2 separate regions of the Mus musculus genome follow, and region 1 is linked to region 2. The links are chromatin contacts, found by Hi-C or POLR2A ChIA-PET in ENCODE. All regions are on one chromosome and are shown on one strand. The core of a region is the stretch at or near the end of the contact, and the rest is flanking DNA. Distances in the headings are between cores, read along the strand shown.

Region 1 (6,581 bases), core at 938-3,437, 64 kb before region 2:
TTCCTAGCCTCAAAGAGACACAGGTATAAATAATGAGTAATTAAATAAAATATAACAATGATATAAATACATAGGAAAGGGCTAAGGGAAAGGTAACATCCCATGAGTGAATGGATGGTGTCTTAGTCAGCGTTTCTATTCCTGCACAAACATCATGACCAAGAAGCAAGTTGGGGAGGAAAGGGTTTATTCAGCTTACACTTCCACACTGCTATTCATCACCAAAGGAAGTCAGAACTGGAACTCAAGCAGGTCAGGAAGCAGGAGCTGATGCAGAGGCCATGAAGGGATGTTACTAACTGGCTTGCTTCCCCTGGCTTGCTCAGCCTGCTTTCTTATAGAACCAAGATTACCAGCCCAGAGATGGTCCCACCCACAAGGGCCCTCCCCTCTTGATCACTAATTGAGAAAATGCCTTATAGCTGGATCTCATGAAGGCATTTCCTCAACTGAAGCTCCTTTCTCTGTGATAACTCCAGCTTGTGTCAAGTTGACACAAAACCAGACAATACAGATGGGAAGTGAATGAAAGTAACCATCGTGTCCAAGGAGTCACTTGAGCTGGGTATCAAAGAGAACATGGTCCACTGGGCTGGTAATGAAAGCACTAAGTCAGAAACAAATCCAAGCTCAAAGAACTATCCACCTATGAGAGAAAGAAACAGGAAAACAGCAAATATGTGGGAAACGACCAGCTTGCTTCATTCAGTATTCAGCCATGTCAATTTTACCTGGTTTCCTCACACTCATGAAGACCACTGTAGGTGCTATGTTCTTTTAAAACTGTCCACATTAGCCGGGAAGAGGGAGGGGGGGGAGTGGCGCACGTCTTTAATCCCAACACTTGGGAGGCAGAGGCAGGTGGATTTCTGAGTTCGAGGTCAGCCTGGTCTACAGAGTGAGTTCTAGGACAGCCAGGGCTACACAGAGAAACCTTGTCTCGAAAAAAAAAACAAAAACAAAAAAGAAAAAAACACAAAAACAAAAACAAAACTGTCCACACATTAGCTGGGACCCTTCTCTTTACAAGGTGCAACCTAATTCTTTCTTCCTAAATATGAAGCAGTTTTTACTTTGCGTTACTTTTAGCAAATGCAAAGTGGCAAACATCTATATCCCAAAGCCCTTGACTATGGTGGCCTATATTAACATTAGTAAACAGTAAAAAGTCCCACATAAAAAGCATTAAATGTTAAATAATATGGAAATATCTGCCACATTCTTACCAACTGTTCTGTATGTAACATCATCTTCACACTTACCATTTACTAGCACATATATTTATATTTAGAGTGTGTTAGATTGGTTACTAGACTGGCAAGACTTATTTTGAGGTAGCACTCTGCATAGAACAGGAACTATTAGTGAATCTCGTACATACATGTACACTGGTATTCTTGTTCTATTAACTTGGTCAAGTTATCCTGATATCGGAATGTTTAGAATACAGATTTTTTTTTTTTCTGGGCAGACCTAGCACCAACACGAAACATTCAGGAAAACTAAGCCTTACATCGGCATGGACTAAAGGCTCCCTAACCGACCCCACACCCGAACACTACGGCGACACGATTGTTACGGTTATGGTTCTAATTCTCCTAATGGAAACTTACATTTGAAGGCCAGCATCACCGGCGAAGACAAACTGGCATCCTTCCCCTCTCTCCTTTGGTTATGTGGGAAGGTGTCATGCTTCCTCTTCCTGAACCCTCCTGGTCCTTAGGCAGAAAAGAAGAGATGGATGGAGCCCTTGCGATGCCGCGCTAGCACAGCCCAGGCTATCCCCTTCGTCCCCCGGTACCCACAGGGCTCGACCTCTCCAGCCACACACAGGTCCCCAAACTCGTGCACTGGTGCAGGGGTCGCACAAAACGCGGCTTGAGACCCCAGGCACCCGGCTGCGCTCTGGGTCGGTCCGCAGGGTCCCCTGGGGGCGTGCGATGGATGGCACGGTGACAGCCGAGCACAGGGGCCAGGCCCTGCCAGCCCCTCCCCTCCACGCGCCGGCCCCGCACCTTCTTTGCCGTTCATGGCCGCGGGGCCTCGGCTTGCACGCGCAGGGATCGCAGCCGCCGGGCCAGCTCAGCGAAAGGCCGTCGCGGGACGCCGCGCTGAGCCCGTGGGTGACAGCGCACACCACCCTGGTCGCAGTAGGCGGCCGCCGGAAGCGGATCCTTCACGCAGCCTCAGCCGGGAGCTGCGTCCGCCGCGGAGTCCCCTCGGCCGCACACACTTCCGGCCCGTGTCCCACACCGCCTGGGCGGGCATGCGGGCGGGCGCGCTCCTGCAGCAGCGCACGTTTCCGGCCGGGCTCCCGGCGCGCTCCCTGTGCTGCACATACTTCCGGTCTGTGTCCCGGCTTCTCCCACGTCCAAGTGCCTACCCGGCGCTCTCTCTCAGTCGCGCATGCTTCCGGTGTGCCAGGTTGTGGTGCAAGCCGTTGAGTGCCTACCTGAGCTGTGTAGTCCTGTCGCGGGCAGCGGCCTCCTGTCCCCTCGCCTCTCTGAGCAGCCTCCTGCGTCCATGCATGCCCTTGGCATGTGCTGGGTGCGTGGCACCTGGAAGTGTCGCAAGGTCTTCGAAGAGAAGCAGCTTTGGAATAGATGGAAAGTTTGGTCACATTGTCAAGCCCTAAGGCTGTTGTTTGAGCACATGCTACCTCACCTAGCTAGTACCATTCCTTTGAGGCTTCCAGCAGCCCATTAGAGACCATGCTCAATTAAGATTACTTATTGAACAAAGCCCAACATCTTGAGTCAAGTTCAGCCATGTGCATGTTACAGACATTTTAGTCACACAGTCTGTTCTTGTTAACTTAGGAACAGACACACTTATGGAAATGATATACGTAGAATTAGCCAGTGAAGTCAAGGCCACAACAGCATCACAGGAGGGTCTCCCAGCTCAAAAATCAGGCCATAAGCTGTCACCATTGAATCAGCAAAAAGCTAGATGGTTTGGGCAGAGTCCTGCATGAAAAGGCTGTGGGGGAACAACAATGGATGAATGTTGGACACATAACCATCTTGAATTTCTGTGACTTCTGAGCCCACATTCACCAGTTGTCTTAGCGTTTGTATTCCTGCACAAAACATGACCAATAAGTTGGGGAGGAAAGGGTTTATTCAGCTTATACTTCCACATCGTTATTCATGCCAAAGGAAATCAGGACAGGGACTCACACAGGAAGGAACTTGGAGGCAGGAGCTGATGTAGAGGCCATGGAGGGGTGTTTCTTACTGGCTTGCTTCCTCTGACTTGCTAAGCCTGCTTTCTTATAGAACCCAGGACCACTAGCCCAGGGATGGCACCACCCACAATGGGCTGGGCCCTCCCCCCTTGATCACTAGTTGAGAAAATGTCTTACAGCTGGATCTCATGGAGGCATTTCCTCAAGGGAGGCTCCTTTCTCTGTGATAACTCCAGCTTGTGTCAAGTTGACACACAAAACCAGTATTCCACTATTTTTGACGATGTGGGGCTACAGGGATTGCTCAGTAGGTGAAGTACTTGCCCTGCAGGCATACAGGACCCAAGTATCACCGAGAACCCATATAGAACATCACTGAGGAGATGGAGAGATACAGATCTTTGGGGCTTGCTGGCTAGCAGGTTAGAGGTTCTGAGCCAGTGAGAGACCCTGTCTCTAAAAACTGAGAGGTGAAGAACACCTGGGGAACGATATCTGCTATTACTCTCTCTCTCTCTCTCTCTCTCTCTCTCTCACACACACACACTCAATACATGCATGCATGAGACACATGCATGAGCAAAAACAACAACCAAAATATGACCTGACCATGCTTTAAAAAAAAAAAAAAAAAAAAAAAACCTCCTAGGATATCAATGTCTTACTCTAATGTCCCCCGGGATTCAAGAACAGCAGTAGCTGGGACCATCTCACCGTTCATACTAATTTACCATACACTGGAAGTGTATGCTTTCTAACTCCCAAAACAGCTCTCAAGGCTTCTCTCCCAGTACCTGACTCATCATTTTCCTCCTGCAGCCCCTCCCTGCCTCAGCTACAGCTCTGCCACCTGAGCATGTTTTTCCACGGCTTCCCATAGAGCAAGGGTTTCATCACTTTTAATAATGACCTCTTGGGAGTTTTTAATGGAGGTGAATCCCCTGGGCATTTTCCCAGCACTTATTTACATATGTACTTAACCCCAGGCCTCCCCAGTCTCCCAGCTAGCTACACCTCTTTCAGCTTCCCTGGCCCCTTGCAAGGAGACTCCTTCCCAGAATCCTTTCCTTGTCTCCTGGTTTTATTGTTTCAATCACAAACACAAAGTGTTGGTAAAACAGTTTTTTTTTGTTTGTTTGTTTTTACAGGATCATTACCAACCCAAGTCAAGGAGCGGAGGGTTCCTCTAAAAGGTCTTAAATTTGGAGTGACGCCCCTCCCTCTGTTGTACTAGTCTCTGTCTCTCTGACCAAAGCCAAAGCCTTTAGGAGGTACCTGCTATTCTGTATAATCCTTTACATGAGATATATCAAATATCTAGTTTTAGGTGCTGGAGGAATCACAAACCAGGGGCTCAGAGCTGATTTCTTCTCCTTCACATAGCTATTCCATAAACTGGGGATGGGATTGTGGTAAATTATCTTGAGTGATAGCTTTGGGTTGGGGTTGGGAGCTTGGGGAGTTGGGTTTGCTCAGTTTAACAGTTTAGCATTTTGAAATGGAGGATCTCACACAGCCCAGGCTGGTCTCACACTCGCTGTATAGCTGAGAAAGACCTTGAACTGATCTTTCATTAGGACTTCTACCTCCTAAATGCTGGGATTACAGACTTGAGTGTAACAGCACTGGCAGCTCGTTTTGTTGTTGTTGATGATGATGGTGATTCTGTCTTTTTTGTTTTGTTTTGTTTTGTTTTAAGCAGGGTCTTGATATGTAGCACAAGCTGGCCCCAAACTTGCCATGTAAGATCAGTCTGAGCTCAGATATTCCTGCTGCCTCTTGTAGTGCTGATATTACAGATGTGCCCCCCCCACCCCCCGCAGCCTGACTCTGTGCTTCCGGCTGAGTTATTCACTTAACTTCTTTCTCTTCTGAAGACTGAGCCAAGGGCTTCACACCTGCTAACATAGCATTCTGCCAACTAGCCACACCCCTGACCTTTGAACCATAACATTTGCAAGGTACTCGAGGGATCCAAAGTGTGTTTCAGGCATGCACCTACCAACTCATAGACTTAACTTTTGAACAGTGCTGAGAGGCAGATGAAAGTGATGGTTTCCTTCCGTCATCCAAGAGAGGGAAGCCATGCGATGGGAATGGATTATTCCTAACAAGGGAATAATCACTTCCTATTTGCTAGGATATCTGTCATCAAGAACACAGAAAACAGCTGACTGTGGGGAGATAGAAAAGTGTCTCAGTTAGACTTCCATTGCTGTGAAGAGACACCATGACCAAGGCAACTCTTATAAGGACAACATTTATTAGGGCTGGCTCACAGGTTCAGGGGTTCAGTCCGTTATCATCAAGGACAGAGCATGGCAGCATCCAGGCAGGCATGGTGCAGGAGGAGCTAAGAATTTTCATCCTAAGGCAAAGAGGAGAAGACTGTCCCCCACATGGCTAGGAGGAGGGTCTCCAAGCCCACCCCCACAGTAACACACTTCCTCCAACAAGGCCACACCTCCTAATAGTGCCACTCCCTGGACCAAGAATATTCAAACCACCACAAGTGTCATGGACCATCATCTGGCAGTTAAAAGACATGTCCTTCATGCTGTGCCATGGAGGAAAATGAACTAATTGGAAGAAGCCAGTCCAAAAGGACCAAGCATAATTCAATAAGCAAACCTGGTGGGGGTCACTCAGGGCTGTGAGACATGGAAGTTATAGCCAAAGGGCACGGGCCTCCTTTTGGCATGGTGAAAATGCTCTAAAGTTCACTGTGGTGGTCACATAAATCTGCAGATTACTAATGGCTCTCCAGTTGTCACTATGGGAATTTTCTGGTATGTCAGTTGTGTTTCAGCAATTGTGTTATTCATTAAAGAGCAAGCCAGGCATGGTGGCACATACCCAGAATCCCAGCATTTGGAAGGCAGAAACAGGAGGATCACTGCAACAGTTGCCCATGCTACATCTTCAGTCCAGAAGACAAGGAGCTCAGACTGCCTATTCAGTATCTTTTCTTGAGTCTCTGGTGTAGTTCTCAAAACTAGCATGTTTAAAATTAAATACTAGTATCCCTCAACCTACTGCTTCAGCGCCATTCACTGTTTCAGTTCGTTCCTATTCTAATGATTGATATCTGTTTGTCTGTGTTTATCCATCCATCTGTATCTATCATCCATCTAGTGATCCATCCATCTATCTCTATCATCTGTCCATGTACCTATCTATTTACCTATCATCTCTATATCATCTATCCACCATCTTCTAAATCTACCTATCTATTATCTATCGATCTATTTATCCATCCATCCATCTCTCTAGATAGAGATGTCACTCTATCATATATATATACCCACCTATTTATCATTTATCTATCATCTATATCATCAATCATCAATCTATTGATCCATCCATCTCTCTTTCTCTATCATCTATACAT
Region 2 (6,956 bases), core at 4,440-6,939:
GACTGTGAAAAGGGGCTGTGACTCACAGGCTGAGACTGCTCTGTGGTGACAAAATGTTTCAGGGCTAGAGAAGCCAGCACTGACCAGCGTTCTGTGGAATGCCCAGATGTCTTAATAGAGGGCCCGTGATTAACCGGGAGGGGACTCGTACTCAGCAACAGCTCTCCTGCAAGGCAGTCTGGCTGCCCTCAAGGCTCACTGCCACCTGCTTCAGCCTCCAGCCACCCCAGTATTCTGAGGAAACCTAAAGACATTCTTTTTGTTCTGTTTTTTTTTAAAGATTTATTTATTTAACGTATATGAGTGCATCTCCATTGCTCTCTTCAGACACACCAGAAGAGTGCATCAGATCCCATTACAGATGGTTGAGAGCCACCAATTGGTTGCTGGGAATTGAACTCAGAACCTCTGGAAGAGCAGTTGGTGCTCTTAACTGCTGAGCCATCTCTCCAGCCCTAGGCATTCTTCCTATGAGGATTCATGAGCAGCAGACAAGCAGTTATCAGCAGAGAAGTATGCTTGTTGTCTCACCCCTCAAAATGCCTCTTTTGGGTGTGGAAACACACCCTTGTGATCCTAGAACCCTGAAGGTCATGGAAGGAACATCACTGCAAATGTGAGGGCTAACCTGGGCTACACGGTGATCTCTTGCCTCAAAACAACTATTCTCAGTGCTGAATAACCTAGCACAGGAGGTGGAGGCAGGAGGATAAGAAGTTTAAGGTGATTCTTGTGTATATGTAGCAAGCCTGAGGCCAGCCTGGGCTACACAACACTATCTCAAAGAATAAAATAAAAAAAATATTTATAAGGCCTAGCAAAAATGGCTCAGTGGTTAAAGACACTTGCCACCAAGCCTGAAAACTTGAGTTGGATCCTTGAACTCATGTAATGGGAACAAGAGAAACAACTTCCACAAGATGTTTTTTGATACACACACACACACCACTTACAATCTTTATTTTTTTTATTTTTTAAGTCTTTCTACATAGCCCTGGCTGTCCTGCAATTCACTATGGTGTAGACCAGGCTGGCCTCAAACTCTCAGCGATCCGCCTGCCTCTGCTTCCTGAGTGTTGGGATTAAAAGTGTGTGCCATCACGCCTGGCAGAATAAATGTTTTCTTTTCTTTTTTTTCCTCTGAGACAGGATTTCTCTGTGGCTGTTCTGGAACTCACTCTGTAGACCAGGCTGGCCTCGAATTCAGAAATCAGCCTGCCTCTGCCTCCCAAGTGCTGGGATTAAAGGCATACGCCACCATGCCCGGCAAATGTTTTTTTTAAAAGAAAAATTTTAATGAACAATGAGTGTAATTTTATTATTATTATTATTTCTTGGCAACTTTAAAATCCAAATCTATTAAGGTTTGGTCACTGGTACACTTTCCTGGACATAAAGTCTCACTGGACGGTTTATTTTCACTAGAGACAGCCTTGCAGGAAGGAAGCTCACCGTGGGCCTGGCAGATCCCCTTTCATGGACAGCAGGTGCTGCTTCCAGCCACACCCATGAGTGCGTCCCCAAACCAAAGTTAGAAAATGGCTGATTTCCAGCCCGTTCCCCAGAACTCAGAGACTGTCTTCCTGTTTATCTTGGTGAAATGCCTATGCTATCCTGGCCCTCTGCATCGGATTCAGACAAAATGGTCACAGGGAGAAGCCGGAGGTCCTTCGTCACAATCAGGCACTCTGTCCCTTGGGTGGAAAAGACACTATGCTAGGAATGTTTAGTGATTGTCAGGATTTAGGACACATTCAATATCTTAAGAAACTGAACTCAGAGCTGGAGAGACGGCTCGGCGGTTAAGAGCACTGGCTGCTCTTCCAGAGGTCCTGGGTTCAATTCCCAGGAACCACAGAGCAGCTTGCAGCTCTCTGTAACTCTTGTTTCAGGGGATCTGACACCCTTATACAAACATACATGTAGTCAAATCACCAATACACATAAAATAAAAATAAAATAAATATAAAAGAAGAGGAAAGCAAACTGAACTAGGTTAGGTGGTGGCAGCAGTGCTTGATTTCTGTACTTGGAATGCCAGTCTTGTGAGTTCAAGGCCAGCCTAGTCTAGAGTGAGTTCCAGGACAACCAGGGCTACACAGAGAAACCCTGTCTCGTAAAACAAACAAAACAAAACAAAAAACCCCAAGTCATTTTTGTGTGCGTATATGTTTGTGCGCGCGCACACGCATGTGTCTAGGCAGGAGGCTGAGGAACTCAGTGTGTGGCAGGAGGATCCTGAATGAGGCCAGCCTGGGCTACAAAGAGACTTTGCCCATGTCACACCTTCTCTGTTATCTAGCTGCATTGCTCAATGTTTTTACTTTACTACTTGGAGACTTTGGGCCTCACTAACTTGTCTAGGCTGACCCTGAACTTGCTTTGTAGCCCAGGCACACTCTGTAAGCAAGAATTCAACTTTCAATCCTCCTGCCTCAGGAACATGCCACCATCACACCATTGCCCCTGGAACCTCACTCTCTGCCTGGTGTCTGCCTTTGACACTTCTGAGATCATTGCTTCCTAACTTAGGGGAGCTCCCGCCAAGAATGGTGGCCACTCAGGTAGCAATCAGCTGTGGTCCAGGTTGTCATGTAGGAGCAGACAAAGTGGCACTTCCTTGAAATCTTCAGTCTGTTTTCACCATGTTGTTTTTGACGGGCTGGAGGCAGGCACTGCCTGAAAAGCAGCAACTCCCACAGCATACCACTCACCTTCTGTTCAATGGAGCCTCTACCACTTCCTACTTCATAGACTGACCATTAAGACAGTTTTATGTTGACAGCTACCATGGTGATGGTAGACCAGATTCTTATCCAAGCAACTTAGTCAGTGGCACGCTAACCAAGACCTCCCAGATGAGAATTACTGCCTAAGTTATCAAACTACAATAATCACAAAGTCCATAATTGTGGACTTTTGGAAACATTTGAAAGGAGTACTTTATATTTGAATATATATACACATATATGTATATATATATATATAATTTTATTTATATATATGTAAATATATATGTGTAATATATGTGTGTAAATGTGTATGTATTTTATATATATTGTATATATATATAATTTGTATGCATTGGTGAGAAAATTTCAGATGCCCTGGAACTAGAGTTATAGTTGTGAGCTGCCACATGGGTGCTGGGATTTGAACCTAGGTCCTTTGGAAGAACAACCAGTGCTCTTAACCACTGATCCATCTTTCCTGCCTTCTGTATTTGACTTTCTATTAACTGTATGTTTGTGATTCTATATGCTTAATTGCAACAAGAAAAGTAACCAGGCATTTCTGGGTTACTTGTCTTCTGAGATAGGCTGGCCTGGAACTTGAAACTCGGAACTGTTTCAGCGTTGTCAGTGTGCGACCGCATGAGAGCCATGACTGATTCTGTTCACTAAAATCTTAAGTCTGATGTCTTTAAGTAGAATTCAGTAAAAAATACAGTTAAACACACACACACACACAAACCATGTAGAGAGCTAAACTGAACGTTAACCTCCTGAGAGAGAAACTGTTGGGGTCAGCGGCTTGGCAGGGAGAGGTCCTGGGACCGACACCTTGAGCCTGAGCCGAGATTGAAGGAGAGAGCAAAGGAGAGAGCTTCCTCTGTTGTCCTCTGACCTCCAGACGCACTGTGGATTGTACATGCCCACATTATGTACACATACACCCTAAACCAATAAGCTGTAATAAAAAAAATTAGAGTCCTTTGACTATGTGGGCAATTTTAATAAGTACAAGCAAGTAAATGTAAAAGAATTGTAACAAATTCCCTGCTTGTTGCTTCCTGCCAAGACAAGTTCCTTTTACAAACAGTTAAAAAAAAAAAAAGTGTATGTACTCTAGCAAAAAAGAGGCCGAAGAACTATCTGATTCTACTTATATCTACTTACTTGTGTGGGGGGGGAGGTTGTGGGGGGAGGTTCCTGGGGATCAAGGTTAGGACTCTAGGCTTCCAGCAAAGAGCTAAATGAGCCACAGGCCCAGCCTGCTTCCTGCATTCAATGTATGCATTTCAGAAAAATATTTTCTTTGGTCCCGGGAAATGAACTGAGGGCTTTGCATACAGCAAGCAAGCACTGTACCCCTGAACTACACCCCCAGATCAAAATGGCTTTGTATTTTTGCACTGGGAAGGAGCTCATGTAGTCAGGGGTGGCCTCTGTGTAAGCAAAGATGAACTCAGTCTCCATCTCCCAAGAGCTGGCACTACAGACGTGTGCTACCACCATGTTCAGCTTCAAGATTATTCTCAAAGTGTATGCGTGTAAATGTTGTCGCTCTTACATTTCGGAGTTGTTTGCTTGCAACTTCATTCAAATGGCAGAGCTAACAATTCCCGTTTCTGTGTTCCCCCTGGCATCCAAACAGCAATTTTAAATTCTCGGCTGTCTGTCCCAATGGCTACACTCAAGTATACGACCGTGTGTGTACATTATGACAAATGTTTGCACCTAGGGAGGTCCTTCTGTTTTGGAGGCTGTATGACCATGTCGAACTCCGTAGCCCTGGCTGTCCCAGAACCCACCACATAGAGCAGGTTGGTCCTCAACCTGTACAGCTCTTGCTTCCCTCTCTGCAGCTCCAAATATACCCGTCATTCTCCTTGCCCCGGCCCCACTAGTTACTTACTACAAATCACACGTGGAACCGACAGTCTCTGGTTTGTTTCTCTGAGCTGTGTGTGCAAGTGCGTTTGATCCTGGAACTCACTTTGTAGCCCAGGCTGGCCCCAATCTCACAATGATCTTCCTGCCTCTGAGTGCCAGCATTAAAGCCGTTTACCACCGTGCCAAGCTCTATGAGGTTTGAAGGTTTCATAAAAACAAAGAAACAGCAACTAGTGTGTTCGTCTCAATTTACAACACTGAAATCAAACAAAATGCAGATAACTGAGTTGGCAAAGAGGGCTCACGCTAATCACCTTACCACTGACCAGAAGAGGTAGGAGAATCTACTTCCGAGGACTACCGGGCTGCGTCTCAAGACAACAAAGAAAGCCCGTAATAATCCTCATAATTCTGCAGACACTATTGGCAGATTCTAATGTGAGACTTTAACTCCCTGTGCAGCTTCGTTCACGGACTATGCTCTTGAGAGCTTCAGGCCTGAATGCGGATCTGGAACCGAGCCCTGATTACCTTACTTAACCCAGAGGTCTCGAACCGGAACCGGGAGAAATCTCAAGAGTTTAAGGACCGCAGAAAAGCAAAAACAAAGCAAAGCCAGAACCAGGCCCGGCGACTGCAGGAGCCGGTCCCGGAGCAGGCTGCCCGGGGGGCCTTTGTTGTGCCCTCCGCGGCCTCCGGGGAGCAGCAGACCGGGAGCGCGCAGCGGCCGTCCCGGAGCTTGGAGCGGCCCAGCGGCCGTCTGAGCTTCCGTTTCCTCCTCCGCGGGACCGAGGTGGCCGAGGCAGCCCCGGAGCGCTGCCGGCGGGCCCGGACAGGCAGGTGGAGCTGCGCGCGCGCAGGCCGGCGACGCGCGCCCCGGGCGGAGCCGCGAGGAGGAGGGGAGGGCGGAGGAAGCGGCGCGCCCGCCCGCTAGGCCCGGCCCGCCGCGTGCGCGCGGCCCCCGCCCTCTCCGCCCGCGCGCCGGGTCGCCGGGGCCGTGGTGTACGTGCAGCGCGCGCGGAGCGAGTGGCGCCCGCAGGCCCGCGCCCTGCCCGCCCGCCCCGACGCAGCCGGCTGGGCCCGCCCGCCCAGGGCGCTGTGCGCCGCGCAGGCCGCGCTCTCTCCGGCGCGATGCGGCGCTAGGCGGCCCCGGGCAAGGCAGGCGAGGCCAGGGCGCGCGCGGCCTCCCGCAGCGGGCGGCGGCCCCGGGCGGGCGCCCCGACGGCCCCGCCGCCGCCCCGCTCCCGGCCCGCGGCCCGCCCTGCCGCGGCCATGGCCAGTGACAGCGGCGGGCCCGGCGTGCTGAGCGCCAGCGAGCGCGACCGGCAGTACTGCGAGCTGTGCGGGAAGATGGAGAACCTGCTGCGCTGCGGCCGCTGCCGCAGCTCCTTCTACTGCTGCAAAGAGCACCAGCGCCAGGACTGGAAGAAGCACAAGCTGGTGTGCCAGGGCGGCGAGGCCCCCCGCGCGCAGCCCGCGCCGGCGCAGCCCCGCGTCGCGCCCCCGCCCGGTGGGGCCCCCGGAGCCGCGCGCGCCGGCGGGGCGGCCCGGCGCGGGGACAGCGCGGCGGCCTCGCGCGTACCGGGCCCGGAGGACGCGGCGCAGGCCCGGAGCGGCCCCGGCCCAGCAGAGCCCGGCTCCGAGGATCCTCCGCTTAGCCGGTCTCCGGGCCCCGAGCGCGCCAGCCTGTGCCCAGCGGGTGGCGGCCCCGGGGAGGCGCTGAGTCCCGGTGGAGGGCTGCGGCCCAACGGGCAGACCAAGCCGTTGCCCGCGTTGAAGCTGGCTCTGGAGTACATCGTGCCGTGCATGAACAAGCACGGCATCTGCGTGGTGGACGACTTCCTGGGCAGGGAGACCGGGCAGCAGATCGGCGATGAGGTGCGCGCCCTGCACGACACCGGCAAGTTCACGGACGGGCAGCTGGTCAGCCAGAAGAGTGACTCTTCCAAGGACATCCGGGGGGACCAGATCACCTGGATCGAGGGCAAAGAGCCCGGCTGCGAAACCATCGGCCTGCTCATGAGCAGCATGGACGACCTGATCCGCCACTGCAGCGGGAAGCTGGGCAACTACAGGATAAACGGCCGAACGAAAGTAAGTGGCTGGGGCTCTTGCGACCGGAGGAGGGTCTGTGAGGACCACCCCCCGCCCCCGCAGACCCGGGGCCCGGCGCTCTGTCTTAGCGTGGCTCCTTTTGTCCTTGTACTGTCTGCCACAGTGCACAGTGCAGAGCCTGCCGGAGCCCTGGTCACTCGTGGGGGTCGTTGGGGTACCAGCTACACCGGGTCTGGGTGATGCATCTTATCTTGCCTGTGTGCCTGAGCTAGTTAAAAGCCCCGC

What was found. A loop is a pair of places that touch in the nucleus more often than their neighbours do. ChIA-PET counts read pairs that join two places held with the same protein, here RNA polymerase II (POLR2A).
Region 1: a map of gastrocnemius shows a loop between it and region 2 (10-fold over the local background). The contact joins the promoter of Tsnax here to the promoter of Egln1 in region 2. A Hi-C loop is called at or near these places in 19 of 37 maps with a recorded cell type or tissue (Patski, T-helper 1 cell, adrenal gland and 4 more). POLR2A ChIA-PET finds 5 or more read pairs at or near these places in 2 of 5 experiments (Patski and embryonic stem cell).

Annotation. Positions count from the first base shown.
Region 1 is chr8:125,008,647-125,015,227 of GRCm38, reverse strand. Tsnax (translin-associated factor X) reads right to left here and starts at 2,187. Exons shown (of 6, transcript NM_016909.3): 1 at 2,016-2,187; 2 at 1,614-1,718. The coding sequence starts at 2,031.
Region 2 is chr8:124,947,987-124,954,942 of GRCm38, reverse strand. Egln1 (egl-9 family hypoxia-inducible factor 1) reads left to right here and starts at 5,689. Exons shown (of 5, transcript NM_053207.2): 1 at 5,689-6,710. The coding sequence starts at 5,889. It overlaps Gm46060 (a long non-coding RNA gene), which reads left to right and starts at 6,718. Exons shown (of 2, transcript XR_001778719.2): 1 at 6,718-6,956.